Regions from separate parts of the Homo sapiens genome. Here region 1 is linked to region 2. The links are chromatin contacts, found by Hi-C or POLR2A ChIA-PET in ENCODE. All regions are on one chromosome and are shown on one strand. The core of a region is the stretch at or near the end of the contact, and the rest is flanking DNA. Distances in the headings are between cores, read along the strand shown. Region 1 holds the start of ZNF263 (zinc finger protein 263). Region 2 holds the start of TNFRSF12A (TNF receptor superfamily member 12A).

Region 1 (5,044 bases), core at 1,996-4,495, 260 kb after region 2:
ACACACACACACACACACACACACACACACACATCCAATTTTGCATACAGTATCAAAAGGTTTACAAAAATCTCCAAACCCATCCATGGATCCTCTGGAACTGCATTGGCCAGTATGGTAATACTTGGCAAGACTAACTCCATTTTAAGTGCCCATTGGCTACCATCACAGAAAGTTCTATTGGATAGCACTGCTCCAGACATGGAGGCAGCTTAAGAACCCTGGCCCTGGCCGGGTGCAGTGGCTCACGCCTGTAATCCCAGCACTTTGGGAGGCCAAGGTGGGCGGATCACCTGAGGTCAGGAGTTCAAGAGCAGCCTGGCCAACATGGCAAAACTCTGTCTCTACTAAAAATACAAAAATTAGCCGGGTGTGGTGCGTGGTGCCTATAATCCCAGCTACTCGGGAGGCTGAGGCATGAGAATCGCTTGAACCTGGGAGGCGGAGGTTGCAGTGAGCTGAGATCCCACCACTGCACTCCAGCCGGGGCGATAGAGCGAGACTCCATCTCGAAAAAACAACAAAAAACCCCTACAAATCTGCTGGCCTGTTAACACCACTCCTAGTCTAATACCAGCTAGTCTGTTTTCCACATACTGGCAGATCACAAAGAATTGGAGGAGGACTACTACCACCACTGATTTTGAATAACCCTGAAAGTTCATCTTTTTTTAAAAAATTAAATTATTATTGCTATTTTTTGAGATGCAGTCTTGCTGTCGCCCAGGCTGGAGTGCAGTGGCACAATCTCAGTTCACTGCAACCTCTGCCTCCCAGGTTCAAGTGATTCTCCTGCCTTAGCCTCCCCAGTAGCTGGAAATACGGGCGTGCGCCACCATGCCCGGCTAATTTTTTTGTATTTTTAGTAGAGACGAGGTTTCACCGTGTTAACCAGGAGATGATCTCGATCTCCTGACCTCGTGATCCGCCTATCTTGGCTTCCCAAAGTGCTGGGATTACAGGCGTGAGCCAGCGCACCTAGCCTAAATTCATCTACTTTTAAGTACCTATAAATAGCATAAAATCAAAAGGACCTTAGATAGAAAATGATTAATCCCTCATTCTCCCTATCTCAAGGTATGTGTAGTTCTGCAAACATTCCCATGCCACAGATTCTGCAATAATAATCTGAGTGGCTTTTCTTTTTTGAGATAAGGCACACATTCAGGAACTTGCTGTGCATGCGTAACAGCTACTATTTATCGGATTCATACTATGTGCCAGGTACTGTTCTAAGCATCCTGTGTAGCTCCGCTCATTTCATCCTAACCCAGTGATATGAGGTGAGGTGCGTATAGTAGTCCCTCAAAACAAATGAGGAAACTGAAGTTTGGGGTTTAGTGAGATTACATAAGTTGCCTGAGATTACATAGTAAATGTCAGAGAAAAGTGGTTTTGAGGCTAGAGTCTTCTGCAATTGGTTATGAGTCTAGAATCTATGTCTCTTGAAATAGGAATGTCCAATGATCGTGCCATTGCACTTCAGCCTGGGCGACAGAGCAAGACCCTATCTCAAAAACAAAAGAACAGGAATGCCTAAAACCACCAGAATGGTCCTAGGGAGCAAACAAGGCTTTCCAAACTGGACCTTGAGTGCTATGGGGTCGCTGGCTCTGCATCTGCCACGACAGCCTGTGGATCTGTCATCTTCCCTGGAATAAAATTTTTAAAAAAGGCCAGGCGTGGTGGCTCACGCCTGTAATCCCAGCACAGTGGGAGGCTAAGGCGGGCAGATCACTCGAGGTGAGGAATTTGAGACCAGCCTGGCCAACATGGTGAAACCCCGTCTCTACTAAAAATACAAAAATTAGCCGGGCGTGGTGGTGGGCGCTTGTAATCCCGGCTACTCAGGAGGCTGAGGCAGGAGAATCGCTTGAACCCGGGAGGGGGAGGTTTCAGTGAGCCGAGACTGCGCCATTGCACTCCAGCCTGGGCAACAAGAGCGAAACTCCGTCTCGGAAAAAAAAAAAAAAGAAAAAAACTAAAATATCAGTACTCTTTTCACTTAGTCATCACAAACCCCTTTAATCCCATATTACCCTCTACTATCATGGTAGCCTCACCTTTGACGACAGACTAGCTGTGTGACCCAAGTAAATGACTTCAGTGCCACCACCTGTAGGAAGGGGCTGCTAATAGCATCTGCTTCATACTAACGTGTTTTCAGGATCGATCTGCATATAAACGCTCAATACACGGTAACTGATTGTCACATTCTATCCCAGGACGCTTCCATTTGCGGATCTCATGGCCCGGAGGACCTGGGCCGCCTCACAACTGGGCAGCCCCGCTCACCGACACAAAGCCCACAACCGCGCCCAATAGGGAATCGGCCCTGCGGCCCTCCTGCCACTCGCCCCCAACTATCACAGTCCACGGCGGAGCTGGAGGCAGATCCCGCCCTTGCAGGGCTGGGTAAGAGACTGAAACTTGGAGAATGAACTGCAGGCGCTGCACATCTCGGGCAGATTTAAAATTCGGTCTAAAATCGGAAGCAGGTGCCGCGAACCCAGACCCGAGCGCTCCTCTGGGACGTCCAGCCGCAGAAGCGAGCCCAAAGCCCAGCAGGGTTCTCCGCGGGACTCGGGGTTTCAGAACCGCCGGGCTCTTGGGCGCTCGCCCAGGGCGCACGCGCAGTCGCGAGGCCGCGCCGCGGACTGCATCTCCCAGCAGGCCCCGCGCAGCAGGCCACGCGGCGCCACTGACTGGGCGGGCGGCTAGCTCCCTGGCCTCCCCGACATGCCGAGGAGCCCCTGGCTTCCGGAGCCGACGAGGCCGCAGGGGCCAATGGGACCATCTTCAGCCAGCCCAGAGTAGCCGAAGCGGGTGGGGCCTGGCTTGGGAAAGGATTCATCCGGGGAAGCTGATTAACAATTCAGATTTCCGGGTCTCACCCCGACACTGACGCACTGGAGAGCGCGTGGCCCTGGGATCTGCGTTTTCCCAAGCGCTCCGGAGTAATTCTAACCCAGGTTGCCCGCCAGTCACAACGACCTCAGGCTTGTTTTCTTCGCTTGGATCCAGCTGCCCTGCCCCCAGTCACTCCCAGAATTTCAGGGCGCGCCCCGTGGCCCCGCCTCTCGTCTCCAATTGGTCCCTCGCTCATCCAGTCCCCGTAGGCCAATCTTCCCTTCTCATTGGTAGGCGGTGAGTGTGTGGAGAAACCTGACCTAATGGGCGCTGGAGTTCGCAAAACGTGACCCGGAAATTGGTCACGAGCAGGCGCCGTGGGCTTGTGGACGCCTAACTTGCGCGCTGAGATTTCCGGCGTGGGAGCAGAGGTCTGAGTCTTGCGTGGGTCCTCTATATAGGGTGAGAAGCGTGGCGCTCGGTTCCTGCCTCGGGGAAGTCCTGGCGCAGATGGGCCACGGGGCCGGCGTGGCGGCGCCTGGGACCGACTGAGGCCTAGGCGCCGGAGCCGGCCGCGCCTGGGCTGGAGCGGGGCTCCTCGGCCTGGACTGGGAGCCCCCGGCCCCGGGCTCCTGCTGGCGCCGTCCAACCTTACATGGGTTCAGGGCGCCTTCGTAGGCGGGCACGGCTGGTTTCGGGCTAAGGCGCTCTGGAGACCTGACGATGGCGTCGGGCCCGGGCTCCCAGGAACGGGAAGGGCTCCTGATAGTGAAGCTGGAGGAGGACTGCGCCTGGAGCCAGGAGCTGCCCCCACCTGACCCAGGACCGAGCCCCGAGGCCTCCCACTTGCGCTTCAGACGGTTCCGCTTCCAAGAGGCAGCTGGTCCCCGGGAAGCCCTCAGCCGGCTCCAAGAGCTTTGCCATGGGTGGCTTCGGCCTGAGATGCGCACGAAGGAGCAGATCTTGGAGCTGCTGGTGTTAGAGCAGTTCCTGACCATCCTGCCCCAGGAGATCCAGAGCAGGGTGCAGGAGCTGCATCCGGAGAGCGGCGAAGAAGCGGTGACCCTTGTGGAGGATATGCAGAGAGAGCTTGGGAGACTGAGACAACAGGTGAGAGAGAGAGAGAGCTGTTTTATCTGTGGTTTGTTTAGCCCTGAGCACTGGGACATTGCGCCCCCGGTCGAATTCAAGTAAATTGCCCTGAGTAGACCTTACGTGGGGAAGAGGACTTGTGATTTAACCTGGAACACTCATCCTCCAGATTTTCCCCCAAATGAACGAAAGCAGTGAAGAGTGCCCTGTTTCCACGCGGAGGCGGTGTCCCTGCAACAGTTAGTGTTAGCCATGGAGTTAGATCGCCAGCGTTCAAATCCTCAATCTGCTAGTACTAGCTTTGTTACTTTGGCAAGTTACTTGATCTCTTTCGGCCTGTTTTCCTATTCGTAAAATGAGGATATTAACATACTTTCTAGGGCTTAGAGGGAGAGCAGCATGTAAAGTTGTGAACACTACTAGCTTATGAGTGCTTAGTACTTGTTACCTGTTGTTATGTTAGGGTCCACGGTCTGGTCTTCTCTGCAAAGCTGGGCCTCCGTTAATTGTGAACTTTGAAAGATAATTTGGCACCGAGGCCCTGAGGTCATTGGTCCCCAGGGCTACCCCAATTTAGCCTATCCTATAGTGAGGAATAGAAGCACCTAGAAAAGGTGGGGAGAGCAAAAGGGAGTGAGGTGTATCTTAAGAGCTGTGTGGGGAAGGTGTGCTCTGGGAGTGGGCCCTTTCCCTAACCCCTCCCCCTGCACATGGGATCAAAAAAGCCTTTAGTGTAAACCATTTTTCTGTTACCTGGGCCCAAAGGGATCGCCTGAGGTTCTCTGTTGAAGGTTTGCTCTCAGTATCCTATACTAATTTCCCTTCCTCTTGGGCCCTGTTGTGATGATGAGTGATGTGGGTTGGTTCCCAGGTCACAAACCATGGGCGGGGAACAGAAGTGCTTTTGGAGGAGCCTTTGCCTCTGGAAACAGCACGAGAGTCACCGAGCTTCAAGCTGGAGCCAATGGAGACTGAGCGAAGCCCTGGCCCCAGGCTGCAGGAGCTGCTAGGCCCCAGCCCCCAAAGGGACCCCCAGGCTGTAAAGGAGAGGGGTGAGGCACAGTTATCTGGGCAGGTGGGAGGGAGGAGGGGCTTGGGGGTT
Region 2 (5,563 bases), core at 2,856-5,355:
TGACAGTGACTGTGCAAGCAGCCCTGCCCTGGCTATCCTGAATGCAAATGAAAGATAACAGGATGAAACCTATACAATGACAGTCCAAGGCCAGAGCCAGTGATCAGGCTGCAAGGCGGCAAAAAGCAGGATGACAGGACGGTGCGATTTCCAAGCAGTTTCCGTGTAGAATGGTTCAATTCTAGCCCTGAGTTTAAGGCTCAAAACTTGTCCATTTGTTTTGTTTGTTTGTTTGAGACGAGGAGTCTCGCTCTGTGGCCCAGGCTAGAGTGCAGTGGTGCCATCTCCACTCACTGCAACCTCTGCCTCCCAGGTTCAAGCGATTCTCCTGCCTCAGCCTCCCAAGTAGCTGGGATTACAGGTGCACACCACCACGCCCGGCTAATTTTTTTTTTTTTTTTTTAAGACGGAGTCTCGCTCTGTCGCCCAGCCTGGAGTGCAGTGGCGGGATCTCGGCTCACTGCAAGTTCTGCCTCCCCGGTTCACGCCATTCTCCTGCCTCAGCCTCCCGAGTAGCTGGGACTACAGGCGCTCACCACCACGCCCGGCTAATTTTTTTGTATTTTTAGTAGAGACGGGGTTTCACTGTGTTAGCCAGGATGGTCTCGATCTCCTGACTTCGTGATCCTCCCGCCTCAGCCTCCCAGAGTGCTGGGATTACAGGCATGAGCCACCACACCTGGTCTTAATTTTTGTATTTTTAGTAGAAACAGGGTTTCATCAAGTTGGCCAGGCGGGTCTCGAACTCCTGACCTCAGGTGATCTGCCCGCCTCAAGCCTCCCAAAGTGCTGGGATTACAGGTGTGAGCCACCGTGCCCAACCAAAACTTGTTAATTTCAACACTAAGATTGGAGATCCTAAGCTTCCTCCCACCACCCAATGTCCCTCACAACTTGGTTCCACACCCCAGGCTGGCAGACACCAGGACCAGGAGAGATGAAGAAAAGCATCATTAATCCCCCATCTAAAAGCAGTTCCTCCCCCAAAGCCAGTGGATAACTCCCTGGCCCCACCCTTCTGACCTGCCCTAGGCGCCGGAGAGCATAGCCTCAAGGCTGAGGGCCTTTTCCTATGAATTCTAGACGAAAATGCCGTGCTAGACTCCCCTCAACACCAGTTCTCCCACCGCCACCTGGCCTGCACCTGTGTCCCCTCAGTGTTGGAGGTCGTGGAGGGAATCACTTCTGACTAGGGCCGGGCTGTGGCCTCCCACTGCCCAGAGTACTTTCATTGTACGGCTTGGACCTAAACTTTTCCCGGCCGGCAGCGGTCGGAGGGCAGGCTCTACTCATTAGCCGGGGGCCCCAGGCCTGGGCGGAGCAGACCACCTTGGGGAGACTGGCTGGGGCACGGTGCCCCAGCGCTCAGGTCCGGCCCTTAGGCCTCTGGCCGAGTTAGGGTCGGGGCCGCGCTGGTATAGGCGCCCAGGCCTCTCCCCTCTGAGTGTGCCCCTGCCCCTTTCTTTTTCATGCACTGCATGAAAAAGACTCTGTCCGAGGGCGCCCCGGCCCACCCGACCACCCCAGCCTGGGAGCCGCGCGCCCTGGAGGGGTTCTATAGCTGCAGTGGCCGCAAGGTCCGCTCCCCCAGGTGAGGGGGAGGGGGGAGGGGCGCCCCGCCCCGAGAGGCAAGGCAGGTGGGGGAGGGGCGCCAGGGGTTTCGGAGTCTTTGTCCCTGGGGAGGGGGGAGGGGCGTTTAACCCTTGGGAGCCCCGAAGGACCCTATCACCTCGGAGGCTTGGGCGCGGACCGGCCGACCCCCTCAGGGACTCGCCCATCCAGGTGGCCGCAGCCCGAGTTCGCACGCACCCCTACCCACGCCGCCACCACCCTGCACCCGGCCCCAAGAGGCGTCTCTCCAACACGCACACTAGCCCCGGACTCACCTGCGAAGGAGATAAGGGAAATTCCTAGGCCGAGTGTCGGGACAGGGGCGGAGGCGGGGGTCTTAAAGAAGCGGTGACGTCACTGGACCACCGCCCCGGAGGAGGGGCAGAGACCCTGTCCCTGACGGCAGCGGGCGTGCGAATCCCAGGCTTGTCAGAGGGGGGCGCTGGAGGCTGGGGTCGCTGGGCCCGCCTCGGGCTGGCAGACGTCCAGACTCACCCAGGGTGAGGGCGCCAGGCTTAGGGTAGAACAGAGCTTGAGACTCCGCTTCACCACTTAAGCAGCGCGGTGACATGGGGAACTCACCTAACCTTCCCGAGCCTTCGTTTCCTACTCTGCAAAATGGAGATAACAAGTCTGCATTTTATTATGTAACTACGTCCTAAGGTACAAATTAAAGGGCATACTATTGGTATTATTTTAGAGAAATATTTTCACTGTGTCACCCAGGCTGGAGTGCAGTGGTGCGATCACGGCTCACTGCAGTCTCGACCTTCTGGGCTCAAGCGATCCTCCCGCCTCAGCCTCCTGAGTAGCTGGGACTACAGGCAGCACACGCCACCGTGCCCAGCTAATTTATGTTTTGTTTTGTATAGACAGGGTCTTGTTATATTGCCCAGGCGTCTCGAACTCCCGGACTCAAGCGATCCGCCCGCCTTGGCCTCGCACTGCGCTGGGATTACCGGCTTAAGCCACCGCGCCCGGCCAGATAATATTATTTTTATGTTGCTGGTTTTTTGTTGTTGTTGTTGTTTGTTTTTGAGATGGAGTCTCGCTCTCTCGCCAAGGCTGGAGTGTGGTGGCGCGATCTTGGCTCACTGCAAGCTCTGCCTTCCGGGTTCACGCCATTCACCTGCCTCAGCCTCCAGAGTAGCTGGGACTACTACAGGTGCCCGCCACCACCCCCGACTAATTTTTTTGTATTTTTAGTAGAGACGGGGTTTCACCGTGTTAGCCAGGATGGCCTCGATTTCCTGACCTCGTGATCTGCCCGCCTCGGCCTCCCAATGTGCTGGGATTACAGGCGTGAGCCACCGCGCCCGGCCTGTTTTGTTTTTTGAGATGGAGGCCCTCTCTGTCGCCCAGTCTGGAGTGCAATGGCGCTATCTCGACTGACTGCAACCTCCGTCTCCCAGGTTCCAGAAATTCTCCTGCCTCAGTCTCCCGAGTAGCTGAGATTACAGGCGCCCACTACCACGCCCGGCTAACTTCTTTCTTTTTTTTATTTTTAGTAAAGACGGGGGTTCACCAAGTTGGCCAGGCTGGTCTCGAGCTCCTGACCTCAGGTTTAATTGTTATACCCCCCGGGCCCTTAACAAAGCTGTAGTGGCCAGGCTAACCTGGGCAACATAGTAAGACCCTGGTCTCTACAAAAAATACAAAAATTAGCCGGACGTGGTGGGGCAGGGCCTGTGGTCCCAGCTACTTGGGAGGCTGAGGTGGGAGGCTCACCTGAGCCCAGAGAGCCGTGATCGTACCACTGCACTCCAGGCTGAGCAAGAGTGAGACGCAATCTCAAGGGGAGGTGGGGGGAAGGAAGCTGCAGTGATCTCTGCATGGATTGGTCGTGTGTCTGATTTCTTTTTATTGTTTGTTTGTTTGTTTATTTATTTATTTATTTATTTATTTATTTATTTGAGACGGACTCTCACTCTGTCGCCCAGGCTGGAGTGTAGTGGCGCGATCTCGGCTCACTGCAACTTCTGCCTCCCGGGTTCAAGAGATTCTCCTGCCTCAGCCTCCTGAGTAGCTCGGATTGCAGGCGCGCGCCACCACGCCCGGCTAATTTTTGTATTTCGAGTAGAGACGGCGTTTCACCACGTTGGTCAGGCTGCTCTCGAACTCCTGACCTCGTAATCCGCCTGCCTCAGACTCCCAAACTGATGGGATTAAAGGCGTGAGCCACCGCGTCCGGCCGTTCGTGTCTGATTTCTATATGTGCTGCCGAAGCGAGCACTCGTGTCTAATTTTTGATTTCCCCACACCACGCACGCTGGACTAGATCACCGGCTGGGCAAGGAAGGGGGTCTGCGTCCCTGCGGGGTCCTGGCAGCTCCCGCGCCAGGACTTTGTTGAATGAATGACTGAACTGAGCGGGCGCCGCGGGGCGGGGCGTCCCGAAGCGGACCTCAAGGCGGGCGGAGGCGAGAGCTCCGCCCCGGAAGGCGGGGGCGGGGGCGGGGCGGCGGCCGTGGGTCCCTGCCGGCCGGCGGCGGGCGCAGACAGCGGCGGGCGCAGGACGTGCACTATGGCTCGGGGCTCGCTGCGCCGGTTGCTGCGGCTCCTCGTGCTGGGGCTCTGGCTGGCGTTGCTGCGCTCCGTGGCCGGGGAGCAAGCGCCAGGTACGCGGGACTCCGGGGTCGGGGAACCCCGGGCCGGGGCTCGGGAGCCGGACTGGGTGTCTGGAGAACAGCGCCGAACTGGGGGAACAGGCGGATGTGGGGATCTGGGGTCAGGTGGCCTTCAAACAGCTCGCTCCCGGCTGTGGGAAGTTCCATCACTCTCCAAGCTTCATTCACAATCCGGGCCTCAGTTTCTCCCACCGTCCAATTGGGGTTGGGGGGGGTCTTCAGTTCCACAAGTCCGAAGTACTTCGAATGGAGAGAGAAAGTGAGTGAGGGCGGGATGTTTAGTCTAGGAAGGGGCACGCCCCCAGCCTGGTCCGTACAGGGTCTAACTAGCCCCAGTGATCGACGAGTTGGGGAGGCCGTCGAGAGGCACTAGGGTCTGTGCCCTCTATACCATGTGGGGTGCCCCCTTCCATCCGGTGACTTCAGTGCCCAGCTATGCGGGGGGAGGGACTGGGGTCGGGCCCGGTGCCCAGGAGTGAGTCACCCGCCGGCGGCAGGGGGGTTGTGGGGACCTGACCCCCCCCACCCCCAGCGTCCCGCGCTACGCCCTCCCTCCCGGAGCTGCCGTGTCCCGGTCGGGCCGTGCGGTCACCTGTGAGGAATGCGCGGGGAGGGCGCCGGTGACTCACGTTATTCGAGCCGGCCGACCCTGACCTCAGACCCCAGAATAGCCGAGTCCCGCCCCCAGCCTCTGACCCGAGGCCCCCTCCCCAGGCACCGCCCCCTGCTCCCGCGGCAGCTCCTGGAGCGCGGACCTGGACAAGTGCATGGACTGCGCGTCTTGCAGGGCGCGACCGCACAGCGACTTCTGCCTGGGCTGTGAGTGGGGGGCAGGGCCAGTGGCCAGCGGACCCCAGACTGGGAGGGAGGGTGGCTGGTGCGCAGAGCGGGGCCGAGAGCTTTGCATCTGGGAAATCATTCGGGAGGAGGTGGGAGCTGGGAGGGGGCTCCGGTCAGGGAGGAGGCCACGTTTGGGAGAAGGCAGAAGGCTCAGTCTTAGGGGGCGGGGCTGGCCTGGAGAGGGGCGAGGTCTGACTCCGAGTCCCGCCCCCAGGCGCTGCAGCACCTCCTGCCCCCTTCCGGCTGCTTTGGCCCATCCTTGGGGGCGCTCTGAGCCTGACCTTCGTGCTGGGGCTGCTTTCTGGCTTTTTGGTCTGGAGACGATGCCGCAGGAGAGAGAAGTTCACCAGTAAGTGTGCCCTGGCCTGCCCAGCCCTGTCAGCACTCGACCTTTTCTCTGCTGCTGACGACCCCACCTCTTATCTTGCAGCCCCCATAGAGGAGACCGGCGGAGAGGGCTGCCCAGCTGTGGCGCTGATCCAGTG

Evidence for each region. Hi-C counts contacts between places; a loop is a spot of excess contacts on that map. ChIA-PET counts read pairs that join two places held with the same protein, here RNA polymerase II (POLR2A). Pooled maps may share reads with other maps.
Region 1: a map of sigmoid colon shows a loop between it and region 2 (9-fold over the local background). The contact joins the promoter of ZNF263 here to the promoter of TNFRSF12A in region 2. A Hi-C loop is called at or near these places in 6 of 168 maps with a recorded cell type or tissue (B cell, CD8-positive, alpha-beta T cell, aorta and 3 more), 7 of 37 single-sample maps with no recorded cell type and 18 of 50 pooled maps. POLR2A ChIA-PET finds 5 or more read pairs at or near these places in 7 of 52 experiments (CD4-positive, alpha-beta T cell, Caco-2, HepG2 and 3 more).

Annotation. Positions count from the first base shown.
Region 1 is chr16:3,280,246-3,285,289 of GRCh38, forward strand. ZNF263 (zinc finger protein 263) reads left to right here and starts at 3,246. Exons shown (of 6, transcript NM_005741.5): 1 at 3,246-3,960; 2 at 4,814-4,994. The coding sequence starts at 3,574. RefSeq lists enhancers at 2,219-2,724, 2,835-3,024, 3,735-4,238 and a silencer at 3,395-3,554.
Region 2 is chr16:3,016,263-3,021,825 of GRCh38, forward strand. It overlaps TNFRSF12A (TNF receptor superfamily member 12A), which reads left to right and starts at 4,106. Exons shown (of 4, transcript NM_016639.3): 1 at 4,106-4,229; 2 at 4,953-5,057; 3 at 5,293-5,427; 4 at 5,509-5,563. The coding sequence starts at 4,136. It overlaps CLDN6 (claudin 6), which reads right to left and starts at 1,921. Exons shown (of 2, transcript NM_021195.5): 1 at 1,887-1,921. RefSeq lists enhancers at 729-1,325, 2,520-3,115, 3,884-4,528, 4,435-5,563, 5,174-5,563 and 1 more and silencers at 3,955-4,174, 5,025-5,194.